Linked DNA regions of Homo sapiens: region 2 is linked to region 1. Evidence: read pairs that join two places in POLR2A ChIA-PET (ENCODE). Cell type or tissue: OCI-LY7. All regions are shown on one strand.

Region 1 (8,000 bases):
TTTCTGAAGATCTTTTTTTTTTTTTTACATTTGCTGTCTGGTACTCATTTGGAGGCCCGGAGTCCAGCAGAGTTCCTTTCCATGTTTTCTGCAGTCCTTCAGCGGGGTCTGCACACCTGATGGCCTGGAATTGGGCTGGCCCTCGGCAATCCTGCCCACCCTGTGGGCAAGTAAGTTTGCTCACAGACTTCAGTAGGCCCCGTGTACCTGAGCTTCAATGGGGTGGGGTTCTCCCCCAGCCATGTCAGCTGTGTCTGCTCCTCCCTGCTCTCTCTTCCCTCTCTTCTCCCTGCCCTGAGTGCCCTTGTAATATCCAGTCTCCGGGTTTCCAACTCATCTAGTAGGTCTCAGAAGCCATCACCAGTTTCAGGATCTCTTTCTGGTACCCTGGGTTTGTGTTCAGGGCCCCTCCTGTCATGTCTGTAATGCTCAACAATTTAATGAGCTTCTCTGTGCCTAGGTTTCTAATCTTTAAAATGGGTATAATAGTAGTATCAGTCTCATAGTTGTCTTGAGGATTAGGTGGGTTAATATTTGTAAAGCATGTATCAGGTAGGTTAAGGACAGGGTACCTGAAGTAATACTGCCGAGATTCAGAGCAGAGCCAGGAAACCTTGGGCAAGTCACTTCTCTGTGCCACATCTTATCCACATCTCTGTAACATGAGGATGATAATATAGAGTTATTGTAAACTTTTAGGCAACTATTTCTTGCAAAGCACCTGGAACAGTGGCAGGCTCTTATTGATAAGGGCTCAATAAACGTGAGCCGTGGTGATGGTGACAACCTGGGGGGACCCTGCACTTCCCTGTGGGGTCGCCATTGTGCTGGAGTCTAATGGCTTATTTTCCTCGATAGTTCTCAAGTGCTGTCAGAGCAGGGGATGGTCATCAGTATCCTGACTTCTCTTTTGCTTGAGCTCCTGGATGGTATCTGGTGTTTGTAGTTTGTAGATTTCATTTTCATCAAAGCTAATTGTTCCTTCTACTTTAGAAGTCTGAGCAATATGCCTTCAGTGGCCAACTGGAAACTTGTGTTTTAAAACTTCATTGGACTATCTATTTATTGCTGTGATGAAATTATGTCACAAAAACCCATGTACTCATCGTGGAACACGGAAGCATGATGGGTACCACCCGAATGGAGGGGATGCAGTGTGGATGGGAACCTCTGGCCTCCCTGAATGTGTTGACTTCAGGACTCGCTGCCGGTCCTGCAGCCGATCCTGCAATGCTTGCTTTGTTGCTTTAGGAACGCTCATTTCTGCCTTTCTGTTGTAATTGATGCCAATAGCTGCCAGTCCTAAAACACATCCTGCAGTGCTTGCTTTCTTGGTTTAGGAATGCTCATTTCTGCCTTTCTGTTGTAATTGATGCCAATAGCTGCCAGTCCTAAAACACATCCTGCAGTGCTTGCTTTCTTGCTTTAGGAACGCTCATTTCTGCCTTTCTGCTGTAATTGAAGCCAATAGCTGCCAGTCCTGCAATGCATCCTGCAGTGCTTGCTTTCTTGCTTTAGGAATGCTCATTTCTGCCTTTCTGTTGTAATTGATGCCAATAGCTGCCAGTCCTAAAACGCATCCTGCAGTGCTTGCTTTCTTGCTTTAGGAACGCTCATTTCTGCCTTTCTGTTGTAATTGATGCCAATAGCTGCCAGTCCTAAAACGCATCCTGCAGTGCTTGCTTTCTTGCTTTAGGAACGCTCATTTCTGCCTTTCTGTTGTAATTGATGCCAATAGCTGCCGGTCCTGCAACCGATCCTGCAGTGCTTGCTTTCTTGCTTCAGGAACGCTCATTTCTGCCTTTCTGTTGTAATTGATGCCAATAACTTGTAGTTTGCTGCCATATCTGAAGCTCTGATGCTTCCTACGTATCTCTGAGGTCACTACAAAGATTTTGAAGTCCCTCATTCTCTGATATTAAGAATTTCATACTGGCTTCAGTCTCCTTTATCTCACCGTTAGGGAACTCTTCCCCTTTTCTGTGCCATTTATGAGCACACTTGAGATGTGGCCACATTGCTGCCCACTTGCTCCAAGGAACAGCTTAAGCCAGAGTCAAGGCCACCAAACCAGGAAGACATCCCTATTGTTCATAGAAGTCATCTGGTTGGCTCCAAGTAAAACATCCAGCGCAGTTGGATCTGACTTTAGTCTGGAGGTCCTGTCTCTAAAACAAAGGAGAGAAACTCGCAATGAGATGCTTCTAGGCAGCGCCTGCTCAGAGGCCCACCCAGGGTAGGGCACTGCCGGGAAACGCAGAGGCCTGGCCTAGAGCCTCATTAGGGCTGGTCTTCGGTGACAGCCCTAATAACAGGGCAGGCCTCTGTTCTTCCCTACACCTTCCTCATCTCTGGGTTGGCCTCGTCTCCCTCTGCATTAGTGATTTTCCCCAGCGCCATGCGTGGCTCCTGCCAGCCTGATGCTGGCCACCAGGACACCGGCTCCAAAACAGCCACCCCCAAATGCCTTTTCCTGAGTGTGCATGAGTGCGTGTGTCAGGGAGAATGCTCATACCCTTCAGTTTTTTACCAAGTGGTAACATACAGTACCTATGTATCCTGCAGCTTGTGGTTTTCACACAATTGCTTTTTTAAATGCAGGTAAAAATTATACAGTGAAACACATTCATCTTGAGTACAAATCAGTGGGTTATGACAAATGTCTGCATCTGTGCCTAAGCAGTACCCTGAGGAGGACACTGAACGTTTCCATCATCCAAAAAGTTCCCCATGCTGTTTGCCATTCGCCCTCACCCTCCGGCCCCAGCAAGCCCTGTTGAGTCTCATCGGAGTTCCTTCCTCCACCAAGGGATAGAAACTCACCTGATTGCTGCATGCAGACACTGACACTCCCGACCCCTCATTCGTCACAATTGATGCCTTACTCCTGCCTGATTGCTGTCTTCCTGCTCATAATTAAATTCCTTCCCCCCGCTATATAATGCCTCCGGCTTTAGTCAGCTGGAGAGAGGGATTTGAGACTGATCTCCTGTTCTCTTGGGCTGATGTCAACCATAATATAATAAAGTTTTCTTCCCCGGCATTACTTTTCTTAATGATTGGCTTTCTGTGCAGAACCTATACTGAACCTATACTGAACCCCTGGCATTTCGGTAACAGATTTTGGTCCACTAATCAGGAATGGGTTGCCTCTGGCTGGTGGCCACAGATGGGGAGAGTCTCAGAGGCCCTCCTAAGCAGCTGCCTGACCTTTTTTTGGCCAAAGGTGGATTTCTGTCTGTCTCTCTTTGTCCCCACTGCTGCTGACTCTAACTGTGTTCCTGATTTGTCTAGGAAGAGCAGCCTTTGAAATGTGACATATGCATCTGACCGGTGTCTTTTGTGGGTACCAGATGGCAGGATCTGCTTCTCTCAATTTGGGTGGGGAATTGTGAAGGAATTTGCATTTGCAGGTTGAACAAGCCCAGCTGACTGTGAGAGGAAAGCACCTCAACTGTTTTGGCTTGGATGGTCTTGGGGGCTTGTTAGTCGCTACTGTGGTTAGATTGTATTTTCATAATTATTTATGTGTGTGTGTGTGGATATAGTCACAAGAAATCAGAATTTGATCTTAGAATGTAGCCCACCTGGGTGCATTCTTTAGAATTAGTCTGAATATAGTTATGAGCCAATGGAACAAAGGAAAATAATATTATTTTGTAACACTGTTTGGCTCCAGTGTTCTTTGAAGTCAGGGGAGGCGGGACTCTCCAAGGGTCTTTGAATTGTACTGCTTGCTGTCTTATAATTGCGTTCATTTTTCTGTTGGATGGGAAGGCAGGATGGAGTTCCATGTATCCAGGCTTTTCTGCTGCTGTCCTAAGCAAGGTTGGGCCTGGCTGCTTGTGATGTTCTTCAGTGGTACTGTTTGGCCCCAATATTCTTTAAAGTCTGAGGAGGTTTTGCCTTTAAAAATCAAACTGCCATGGAAAGTGATTTACCCAAAATTTTGGTTCACAGCCTTCACTGGATTACCTATTGGGGCAAACAAAGTTTAGCCATGTGAACATGTTCATAAACCAGTGAGTTTGCATTGCTATCTAATGGCTAGAATTCCAGGGTAAATGCTGTTGGATCTTTGTATTTGTGTATATGTCTCTGGATGTTCTGTATCATTTTCACAGGGTACCGAATTGTCTTATAAATAAAAAAGAGTGTGCATAAATTAGGTAAATAAGTCCAGTCATTTTCCAAGTTCATGTGACTTAAGTAAATCTTTAATAAGCTGACTTTAACATTATTGGTAAAATAGAAATGTCTTCGGACTTGTCAGCCTACCTTTTTGTCTGGGTGTTATATTTGCTAGATGTGTTAAGGTGTCAGAGTTTGACAGAAAAGGTTATAAGACTATAAACCCAGCCAAGAAGAAAATAATCTTAGTGTGTGTGTGTGTTTTTGATAAATAAGACTAATGTTGTCGTTTAATAAAAACAGCTGAATTTTCTGAGTTATTGGCAAATATACCCATGTGTTTTAATTTTAAAGTTCTTAATTAGGTGAACACCTGATATTCATTGGTTATAAAAATGATTATCAAGGAAGCAATGACTGGCTTTGTCTAATATCTCAGTTCTCATAGTTAATGTAGAGAAATGGCTAAAAATGCATAAAATAGGAATGGGGTAAATGTATGTGAACTTTTTCTGTAATTTAAAAATCTTGAGGTTTTGGCGCTCATTAGATGTCTGAGTCATTTTAAATTAAGAAAGGGTTATGATATGGGGAAAGATTTTTTAAAAAACTATGGAAGGTTGTCATCTAAAATGCTAATATCTGGTAAACAGTTCAGGATTTCTTGCTTCCTAGGTTTTTCATTAAAATGTAAGGTTACTAATAATTCTAGTTAATATGTAATTCCGTATATAAAATGTGTCACAGAAGTTATATCTTTACTGAGAAGAAGAATAATATCTAACTCAGAAGTTATCTAAAAGTTGATTCAAATTACGGAGTTGGGGCCAGGCACAGTGGCTCATGCCTGTAATCCCAGCATTTTGGGTGGCCGTGGCGGGGGGATCACCTGAAGTCAGGAGTTTGAGACCAGTCTGGCCAACATAGCGAAACCCCATCTCTACTAAAAATACAAAAATTAGTCGGGCGTGGTGTTGAGAGCCTGTAAGCCCGGCTACTTGGGAGGCTGAGGCAGGAGAATCACTTGAACCCAGGAGGCAGAGGTTGCAGTGAGCCGAGATCGCGCCACTGCACTCCAGCCTGGGCAACAAGGTTATCTAAATGGGCTTCCCATAAGGAGAAGCAATTACACTGCAGAAAGTCTTTCTTTGCCTTTTGGTAACTGGCCTAACGAACAGATTTACGTTTTATTGATAATTCTTATGTCATCATTAGTTTTTATATTGCTTAAAAATAAATCTAACAGAATTAAGGTTTTTACATCCATGTAACTTTCTATATTGCTTCTAAAGTCCTTCTGCCGTTAAGTTACAGGGCTTTGACTCCTGAGTCTGAAAAAGGCACAGATTCCTGCTAAATCTTGAACACTGACGCCAGTCAAAGCCTCATCTTCAGACCTGGGAGAAGGTGACAATCGAAATGAAATGCTTTCATGAGACGCAGGGCCAGTAATTACAAGTATTCAATCCCCCTAGGCCCAGGGACTATCGCGGAAGAGGTGGGCGTGTGAGATTGTAAGGGCCAACTTTGAGGGATAAAATTAGAGTTTTTTTGTAAACATTAATATCAAAGGCACACTGAGGCCAGGCAAGCGTCTGGCCCCTGTGTCGGAATAACAATTTTCCTGGACCACTGATCTACTCTTTAATAGAAGATTGTAAAAGGTTATACAAGGCGTATGGAAATCTTACTTCGTGGTCAAACTGATTAAAATTAGATTTGTTTATAAGGTTTTATTAGCTTTAACATTAATAATACCCCTAAAACATTAATAAGAGATCAAAGATTTTTGTTTACCTTTTAAGTAAACTACAGGAAAAAAAAAGGAGAGAGACAGACATTTAGTTGGTTTCCTGCTGTCTTCATTGGATCTTACAGTTGGGGAAACTGAGTCTCCTTCATATCAATGAGTAAAGGTCTTTGGTGTTTTGGTTTTTTGTTTTTTTGGAAATCTTTGAATTATCGTTTTGGCTAAATGAATAACTATTTTATAATGAACCGTGATCCTATTTTGTGGCATCAAATGTTTTAAACTTTTGATATTCGACTGATGAACTTCCCAACATCAAGATTTCAACTTCTGGCCGGCTACAGTGGCTCATGTCTATAATCCCAGCACTTTGGGAGGCTGAGACCAGGCAGGCAGATCATTTGAGTTCAGGAATTTGAGATTAGCCTGGCTAAAATGGTGAAACTCCACCTCTACTAAAACTACAAAAATTAGCCAGGTGTGGTGGTGTGTGCCTGTAATCCCAGCTACTAGAGAATCACTTGAACCTGAGAGGCGGAGGTTGCAGTGAGCTGAGATTGCACCACTGCTCTCCAGCCTGGGTGACAGAGCAAAACTCTGTCTAAAACAAACAAACAAAAAAATCAAGTTGTAAATTCAGTCTCTTTGACCTTAAGCTAACTTAAAAAAAGGCTGGCCATGGTGGCTCACACCTGTAATTCTAGCACTTTGGGAGGCCAAGGTGGGTGGATCACTTGAGGTCAGAAGTTTGAGACCAGCCTGGCCAACAAGGTGAAACCCCGTCTCTACTAAGAATACAAAAATTAGCCGGAAATCACTTGAACCCAGGAGGTGGTGGTTGCAGTGAGCTGAGATTGTGCCACTGCACTCCAGCAACAGAGCGAGACTGTCTCAAAAAAAAGAAAAATTAATGGTGGATGCAGTGGCTCACACCTGTAATTCCAGCACTTTGATAGGATGAGGTGGGCAGATCACTTGAGCTCAGGAGTTTGAGACCAGTCTGGACAACATAGTGAGACCTCGTCTCTACAAAAAAAAAAAAAAAAAAAAAACCAACCAAACAAAAAACCCAACAACAAAAAACATGAAAATCTGGGCAGGGTGGCATGTGCCTGTAGTGCCAGCCACTCTGGAGACTGAGATGGGAGGATTGCTTGAGCCCAGGAGATCAAGGCTGCAGTGAGCTGTGCTGTGATTGCACCACAGCACTCCAGCCTGGGCTACAGAGTTTTGGAGACCCTGTCTCCAATAACAACAACAAACAAAAAATAATATATATTTTTAAAAGATATTAGGTCCTCTGGCCGGGCGCGGTGGCTCCTGTAATCCCAGCACTTTGGGAGGCCAAGGCGGGTGGATCACAAGGTCAGGAGATCGAGACCATCCTGGCTAACACAGTGAAACCCCGTCTCTACTAAAAAAATACAAAAAATTAGCTGGGTGTGGTCACGGGCGCCTGTAGTCCCAGCTACTCGGGAGGCTGAGGCGGGAGAATGGTGTGAACCCGGGAGGTGGAGTTTGCAGTGAGCCTCCAGCCTGGGCGACAGAGCGAGACTCTGTCTCAAAAAAAAAAAAAAAGATATGCGGTCCCCTGAAGTCCAAAAGAGACATATTAGGCTTATTTGGTATGTTAAAATTACACAGGAAGCATTGTCAAATATGAAATGGTGTTTAACCTTCTTTGGGTTATATTTATATAAATGTGTTATTGATGTGTGCCAAAATTACATGGCACTCCTAAAATCCTGATATGTCTTAGTATATGCCATTAGTAATATGTGTATTATGTTAAATTGTTGTATGCCACAGAAATAACCAGATTTCCTTGACAATTGTATATTTAATGTGTCTTTGACTAGAATGTCTTAAAAATTTTATCATCTACAATTATTGTTTTATTGGATTCTTCTCAAAAAGCGGCTTACAGTCAACTACAGTCCAAAATTTGCTCCTTGGAAGACTCCTGAATGCAGGTTTCTGATGATGTCAGAAAGACTGTGCTGTTGGATTAGACAGAAAACTTCTAGGACTCTAATTAAAAGGCTGATGTGGTCATAAAGATTGCTAACCCAGTATGAAGCAAAACAAGAGTTAATTGCATGGACTGAGCTAATAGAGG
Region 2 (8,000 bases), 390 kb before region 1:
CCTTGAACTGTTTGTTTCCTCTGTTCCCTCCTTTCATATCCATTGCCCGCGTGGTTGCTGGATGATCTTTGTTTTGGTAGGTGTCCTGCAAGATGGTGCCAGGGATTCTTGCCTTTTGATATTCATACGCTTGTACAATCCCCTCCCCATGACGTGAGTGTGGGCTGGATGTAGTGTAACACTTCTAATAAATAGAATATGGGGCTGAGCGCAGTGACTCATGCCTGTAATCCTAACACTTTGGGAGGCCGAGGTGGGTGAATTGCCTGAGCTCAGGAGTTCAAGACCAGCCTGGGCAACATGGCAAAACCCCATCTCTACTAAAAATACAAAAGATTAGCCAGAGGTAGTGGTGCACACCTGTAATCCCAGCTACTCCGGAGGCTGAGGCATGAGAATCACTTAAGCCCTGGAGGCAGAGGTTGCAGTGAGTTGAGATCGTGCCACTACACTCCAGCCTAGGCAATAGAGTGAGACCCTGTCTCAAAAAAAAAAAAAAAAAATAGGCTATGGCAAAAGTGATGGAATGCCGCTTCCAGTATTAGGTGATAAAAAGCTTCTGTCATGCATGTCTTTGCTTCCTTGTCCCTCTCTGAGAGAAGACAGCTATTATGCTGTGAGCTGTCCCATGGAAAGGCCCACCTGGCAAGGATCTGAAGAGAAATCTCCAGCCAACAGCCATCAGGGAGATCTGCTGATGACCAGTGCATGAGCTTAGAAGCGGATTCTCCCAGCCAGGCATGGTGGCGCATGCCTGTAGCCCCAGCTACTTGAGAGGCTGAGCTGGGAGGATCACTTGAGCCTGGGAGGTCAAAGCTGCAGTGAGCCAAGATTATACCACTGCACTTCAGCCTGGGTGACAGAGTGAGACCCTGCCTCAAAAAAGATTCTCCCAACTTGAGCTATCACATGAGACCATAGTCCTGGCCAACACCTGATTGCAACCTGCGAGAGACTGTGAGATAATATTTGTCGTTTCAAGGTGCTGAGTTCTGGGGAAAATTGTTATGCAAATATAGATAACTAATACATGACCCAGGCTCCATTTCAAACTGTGAACTCTAAACCCTCTAATGACCCGAATTAACTTGTATATACACACTAGTGGTTCAGAGAGAGACTAAGTCAATCTAAAAGTACTAATATGAAAAGACCTTTAAAACATTGAATTTTTTTTTTTTTTTTTTTTGGATATAGAGTTTCGCTCTTGTTGCCCAGGCTGGAGTGCAATGGCACAATCTCCGCTCACCGCAACCTCCGCCTCCCAGATTGAAGCAATTCTCCTGCCTCAGCCTCCCGAGTAGCTGGGATTACAGGCAAGCGCCACCACGCCTAGCTAATTTTGTATTTTTAATAGAGACGGGGTTTCTCCATGTTAGTCAGGCTGGTCTCAAACTCCCAACCTCAGGTGATCCACCCACCTTGGCCTCCCAAAGTGCTGGGATTACAGGCTGAGCCACTGCGCCCGGCCAAGACATTGAATTTTTTTTTCTCTTGAGACAGGGTCTCTCTCTGTTGCCCAGGCTGGAATGTAGTGGCACAATCTTGGCTCAAGGCAGCCTCGACGTCCAGGGCTCAAGCGATCTTCCCACCTGAGCCTACTAAATAGCTGAGACTACAGGCACATACCACCATACCTGACTAATTTTGTTTTTTTTGTTTTTTTTCAAAGACGGAGTCTTGCTCTGTCGCCCAGGCTGGAGTGCAGTGGTGTGATCTCAGCTCACTGCAACCTCTGCCTCCTGAGTTCTAGCAATTCTCCAGCCTCAGCCTCCCAAGTAGCTGGGACTACAGGCACACGCTGCCACATCTGGCTAATTTTTTGTATTTTAATAGAGACAAGGTTTTACCACGTTGCCCAGGCTGGTCTCGAACTCCTGAGCTCAGGCAATCCACCCGCCTCGGCCTCCCAAAGTGCTAGGATTACAGGCGTGAGCCACCCCACCTGGCAATTTTATTTTTTTTTAGAGACAAGGTCTCACTATGTTGCCCAGGCTGGTCTTAAACTCCTGTACTCAAGCAATCCTCCCGCTTCAGCCTCCCAAAGTGCTGAGATTACAGGTGTGAGCCACTGTACCTGGCCCACTGGATCTTTAAACAAGATTCAGAACAATATTCACTCCAGGATATCATCCATGTAAAATAAAATACAACTTAACACATTACATGTCTTCTGTAGCTACACATAAATGTATATAAATGCATTTAAATAAATCTGGAGGTAAACATATCACCTGATAGCTAGTGATTTCCTGGGGGTGCTTAAGAAGGAATTAGCTTTTGTCCACAGTTTTTAAAAATTTTATATGAAGAATATATTTGGCCAGGTACAGTGGTTCTTTCCTGTTACCCTAGCACTTTGGGAGGCTGAAGGCGGGAGGATGACTTATCCAAGACCAGCCTGGGCAACATAGCAAGACCCTGTCTTTATGCAGAAAAAAAAAAAGTATCTGGGCATGGTAGCATGTGCCTGTAGTCCTAGCTACTCTGGAGGCTGAGGAGGGAGGATTGCTTGACTCTGAGAGGTCCAGGCTATGGTGAGCCATGATCACACCACTGTACTCTAGCCTGGGTGACAGAGTCAGACACTGTCTCTTAAAAAAAAAAAAGGAGGCCCGGTGCGGTGGCTCACACCTGTAATCCCAACAGTTTGGGAGGTCGAGGCAGGCAGATCATGAGGTCAGAGTTCAAGACCAGCCTCACCAACATAGTGAAACCTCATCTCTACTAAAAATACAAAAATTAGCTGGGTGTGGTGGCACGCACCTGTAGTCCCAGATACTTGGGAGGCTGAGGCGGAAGAATCACTTGAACCTGGAGGCAGAGGTTGTGGTGAGCCAGTATCCTGCCACTGCACTCCAGCCTGGGCAACAGAGCAAGACTCCATCAAAAAAAAAAAAAAAAGGAACTATTATTTATTAGGAAGCGTTTTTTTGTTTGTTTGTTTGTTTTTTGACAGGGTCTTGCTCTGTCACCCATGCTGGACTGCAATGGCACGATTTCAGCTCACTGCAACCAACCTCTGCCTTCCATGCTCAAGCAATCCTCCTCAGCCTCCCGAGTAGCTGAGACTACAGGCGTGCACAACCACACTCGGCTAATTAAAAAAAAAAAATTTTTTTTTTGAGAGACTAGGTCTCACTGTATTGCCCAGGCTGATCTCAAACTTCTGGGCTCAAACAATCTTCCTGCCTCAGCCTCCCAAAGTGCTTAGACAGTAAAGCTTTTTATAATAAAACCAAAATAACTCAGAACCATATCAAACAGAAAGTAAAAGTCCATGTTAGCCCCATCTCTCCAATTAATAATTATTAACAATTTGTTTTATATTCTTCCATACCTTTTTTCTAAATCTAATAGATAAAAAGGATCCTATTTTATTTACCATTTTTTAACTTGGTGTTTTTTGTTTGTTTGTTTGAGACCGAGTCTTGCTTTGTTGCCCAGGCTGGAGAGCAGTGGCGTGATCTCGGCTCACTGCAGCCTACACCTCCTGGATTCAAGTGATTCTCCTGCCTCAGCCTCCCGGGTAGCTGGGATTACAGGCATGCGCCACCATGCCCAGCTAATTTTTGTATTTTTAGTAGAGACAGGGTTTTCCCATGTTGGCCAGGCTAGTCTCAAACTCCTGACCTCAAGTGATCCGCCTGCCTCAGCCTCCCAGAATGCTAGGATTGCAGGCGTGAGCCATCGCACCTGACCTAACCTGTTTTTTTTCTATTAGTAATATATTGTGGACATATTTTCATAATCATTCATAGTGAGCTACTAATTTTTTCTGCCTAGTTGCATGTCATTCCATTGTATACATGTGTTGTAATTAGTCCAACTGTTAAAATATAAGCTCCATGAAAACAGGGCTTTTTCAGATTTATTTGCTGCTCTATCCTTAGGGGCTAGAACAGTGCTTGATGCTTAATAGGCACCCAACAAATGGGAATTAATTAATTAGTCAACTACTGATAGACAACTGGTTTGATTGTACCCCAGTACATTACTATTTTCACACTACCATAATTATTTCCTTGAGATAAATTCCTAAAGATGAAACTGCTGAGTCAAAAGGGATGCATATTTTAAAATGTTGCAACGTGTTGCCAAACTCCTCTGTATTTAGCTTGTACTATATTATATTCCCGCCCATCTGTCGATGAAAGCACCTCTGTTCCCCACGGCCTCGCCAGTATAAGTATCATTCATCTCTGATGTAAGTTGTGATAGGATAGTCAACTGTCTGTAAATGTTGTACGGGGGAATTGGAGAGTGGCTATTTTGTGAAACTGGGCAGAATGCACACAGTCTACCAGATCTACTTGAGTAATTAATGTAAACAAAGAATGCATCAGTCAAGGGAAGGAAAGAGAAGACATGTTCAAATTAGGTCATGAAAGGAGGACTTGTTTGATTTTTTTTTTTTTAAAGGCAGGGTCTTGCTCTGTTGCTCAGGCTGGAGTGCAGTGGTGTGATCTCAGCTCACCGCAGCCTCAACCTCTCAAGGTCAAGCGATACTCTCACCTCGCCTCCCAAGTAGCTGGGACTACAGGCGTGCACCACCACGCCCAGCTTTTTTTTTTTTTTTTTCAGTAGAGATGGGGTTTTGCCATATGGTCCAGGCTGGTCTCAAACTCCTGGACTCAAGCGGTCTGCCTGCCTCGGCCTCCCTAAGTGCTGGGATGACAGGCATGAGCTACCACACGCAGCTGAAGGAAGATTGAATAGAGGAACTCTACAAACGGAGGGCAGAAAACCGCAAGGATCCACAGGACTAATTAGGCTGGCTTCTGTTACCACCCCTATGCCTGAAAGGCCAAGGGGAAGAATGACCACTGTACCCTAGAGACTGAGAAGCCTATAGAGAGAGGGCCACCGAGGTGGGAAATGTGACTTTAAGGCAGCCAGCACGCAGAATGACCGCAGAGAAGCAGCCAGAGAATAAATGCCCCAAGCCCCGTCTCCTCCCTTCCTCAATCATCTTCTGGGGCTCCCTATTGGTCAAAACCAATGGGAAGCCAGAAGACAAGGGAGCCCATCGAACAGTGTATACACTTAGCCTCCCAAGACACAAGGCGTACACCAAGTGTTCGATAAATGCATCATTGAATTTAACCCTCACAATAATCCTTCAAGATAGTTGTTTACATTCTAATGGAAAACTGAGGCTCAGAGAGATTCATTAACTTGTCCAAGGTCACCAGCTAGTTTTGGAGGCTCCAATGCCCTGGGCTCATATGTGCTATGAAGCTTGGAACTGAGAGCAAGGAGACCCCATGACGAGCACAAACTCTTATCAGATACTGGAAGCCCCCAAAACAGCTCTAGTGGCAGGAAAAGGCTCTCCTGCAGTTTTTTGGGTTTTGGTGTTTTTTTGTTGTTGTTACTATTGTTGTTTTTGAGACAAGTTCTCACTCTATCACTCACTGGAGTGCAGTGGCACAATCATAGTTTACTTCAGCCTCAACCTCCTGGGCTCAAGCAATCCTCCCACCTCAGCCTCCCAAGTAGGTGGGACTACAGGCATACACCACCATGCCCAGCAATTTTTTAAATTATTTTGTAGAGACGGAGTCTTGCTATGTTGCCCAGGCTGGTTTTAAACACCTGTGCTCAAGCGATCCTCCCACTTGGCCTCCCAAAGTGCTTGGATTACAGGCATGAGCCACCGTGCCCAGCCCCTATCCTGCAGTTTTTATGACATGTGAGATGGTAGCTCAGGCAAGGCTCAGCAGACAAGCCACAGCTGTGTTCATCACCAACATCAGCCACCCTCTTCCCCATGGGAGGTGGTAGAGTGCCGTGCTAACAGCCCAGATTCTGGAGGTAAACTGCCCGAGTTCAAGTCCTGTTTCTGCCACCGACTAGCTGTGCAACCTTGGGCAATTTCCTTAGCTCTTCTCGCTGTCCTCAGTTTCCTCATCTGTAAAGTAAGGACAACCACAGGCCTCAGGACTTAATGAGGTAAAATAAGGAGAGTGCCCTGCACCTAGTGAGCCCTAGCAGGTATAAAGGTATTATAGGCATCGACACTAACTCACAGTGAACTGTTGCTTCCCAGTCTCTCTTCCCCTTCAAAGGTACTGATGTGTGAGCTCTCCCTAATTAGACTCTGCACCCTAAAGCCAGGAGTGTCTTGTCCAAGCCTCAGTGAGCTTCTTAACAGAGTAGTAGTAAATAGTTTAGTCTTTGTGAATCAAACATCTTTGTCACCACTATTCAACTCTGCCATTGTAGTGCAAAAGCACCCATGACAATCCTTAATGAATGGGTGTGACTGTATGTCAATAAAACTTTATTTATATGGCTGGGCACAATGGCTTATGCCTGTAATCCATTTGGGAGACTGAGGTGGGAGGATTGCTTGAGCCCAGGAGTTTGAGACCAGCCTGGGCAACACAATGAGACCTCAACTCTACAAAAAAATAAAATAAACAAGATTAGCTAGGTGTGGTGGTGGCACGTGGGGTCCCAGCTACTTGGGGGGCTGAGGTGGGAGGATCACTTGGCCCCCAGGAGGTAGACGCTGCAGTGAGCTGAGATCGAGCCACCGCATTCCAGCCTGGGCAACAGAGCGAGGCCCTGTCTTAAAACAAAAACATAACACAATTTTATTTATAGATGCTGAAATTTGAATTTTACCTAATTTTTACATGTCACAAAATAGTATTCTTCTTTGGATTCTTTTTCAGTGTTTTAAAATGTAGGGCTGGGCACAGCAGCTCACACCTGTAATCCCAGTGCTTTGGGAAACCAAGATGGGAGGATCACTTGAGGCCAGGAGTGCAAGACCAACCTGGGCAATAGAGTGAGACCCCATCTCTACAAAAAATTTAAAAATCGGCTGAGTGAAGTGACAGTTGTCTTTAGTCCCACTTACTCAGGAGGCTGAGGTGGGAGGATAACCAGAGCCCAAGAGTTCGAGGTTACCGTGAGCTGTGATCACATTACTGCACTCCAGCCTGGGCAACAGAGCGAGACTGTGTCTCTAATAAAAATAAAAACTAAAACCATTTTTAGTTCAAGGCCCACACAAAAGCAGCCGGTGTCAGGCAGGACAGACCCTCTAACAATGCACATGAAACTTCACTTTCTTCTAAACTCACTCTGAGTCAGGCCTGGGAAGCCCTTTTAGAGATAAAAGCTACCCTGGTCCCTACGGAATCCAGCTTCTGACACTTGCCTCCATGCTCTTGGGAACTTCAGCCCCTCTGGCCTTCTTGCAGTTCTTCCAAGAGGCCAAATCCTTCCAAACTCAGGGCTTCCAGAGGGGTCTCTCTCTCTCTCTGAACTGGAAGCACCTGCCCATCCACAGGCTGTGTGATCCTAGAATTGCGTTTGTCTTCTTTTCTATGATACTTCCGGGGCCCGACATAGTGCTTAGCTTAGAGTAAGTGCTCAAAAAATGTACAGGAAATTTAACCTCACAACAATCTTTCAAGGTAGTGGCGTATACACCGGTAGGGAAACTGAGGCTCAGAAAGACTAATTAACTTACCCAAGGTCATATTGTATTCTTTTTTGGCAGAAAGGGGAGAGACAAGACCTTACTCTCTGTGGCCCAGGTTGGAGTACAGTGGCACCATCTTGGCTCACTGCAACCTCCGCCTCCCAGGCTCAAGTGATCCTACCACCTCAGCCTCCCAAGTAGCTGGGATTACAGGCACGCACCACAATGCCCGGTGAATTTTGTTTATTTTTTAGTAGAGATGAAGTCTCACTTTATTGCCCAAGCTGGTCTCAAACTCCTGGACTCAAGCGATCTGCCTGCCTTGGCCTCCCAAAGTGCTGGGATTCTGGGTGTGAACCACCGTGCGCAGCCACATTGTATTATTCAGCACAATGATCTATTGCCCAAGCACTCTGAAAATGTCTTAAATTCTGGTGCCACTACCAACTATCTGGTGCCCTTGGGCGAGTCACTCCATCTCTCTGTGCCTCGGTTTGCTCATCAGTAAAATGGGTATGATAGTAATAACTAGGTTTTCTCTGTTGAGTTGTCATGAGGA

The links. ChIA-PET counts read pairs that join two places held together with the same protein. Peaks named below come from ENCODE experiments on the same cell type or tissue, not always from the same donor. Only the 100,000 strongest peaks of a DNase experiment are listed, where the experiment ranks them.
Region 2: POLR2A ChIA-PET joins it to region 1 with 18 read pairs; 2 of 35 experiments call an interaction of 5 or more read pairs at or near these places.

The regions. Positions count from the first base shown.
Region 1 is chr16:25,070,646-25,078,645 of GRCh38, forward strand. It overlaps the pseudogene LOC100421169. Among named protein-coding and RNA genes, the nearest start is that of LINC02175, 7.8 kb to the left of the region's middle. In OCI-LY7, no CTCF peak of the experiment used is centred here; a DNase peak (open chromatin) is centred at 3,396; H3K4me3 peaks cover 1,264 bases; H3K27ac peaks cover 1,888 bases.
Region 2 is chr16:24,677,826-24,685,825 of GRCh38, forward strand. It overlaps a transcript of TNRC6A not described here. Among named protein-coding and RNA genes, the nearest start is that of LINC01567, 11 kb to the left of the region's middle. RefSeq lists an enhancer at 5,929-6,519. In OCI-LY7, no CTCF peak of the experiment used is centred here; no DNase peak of the experiment used is centred here.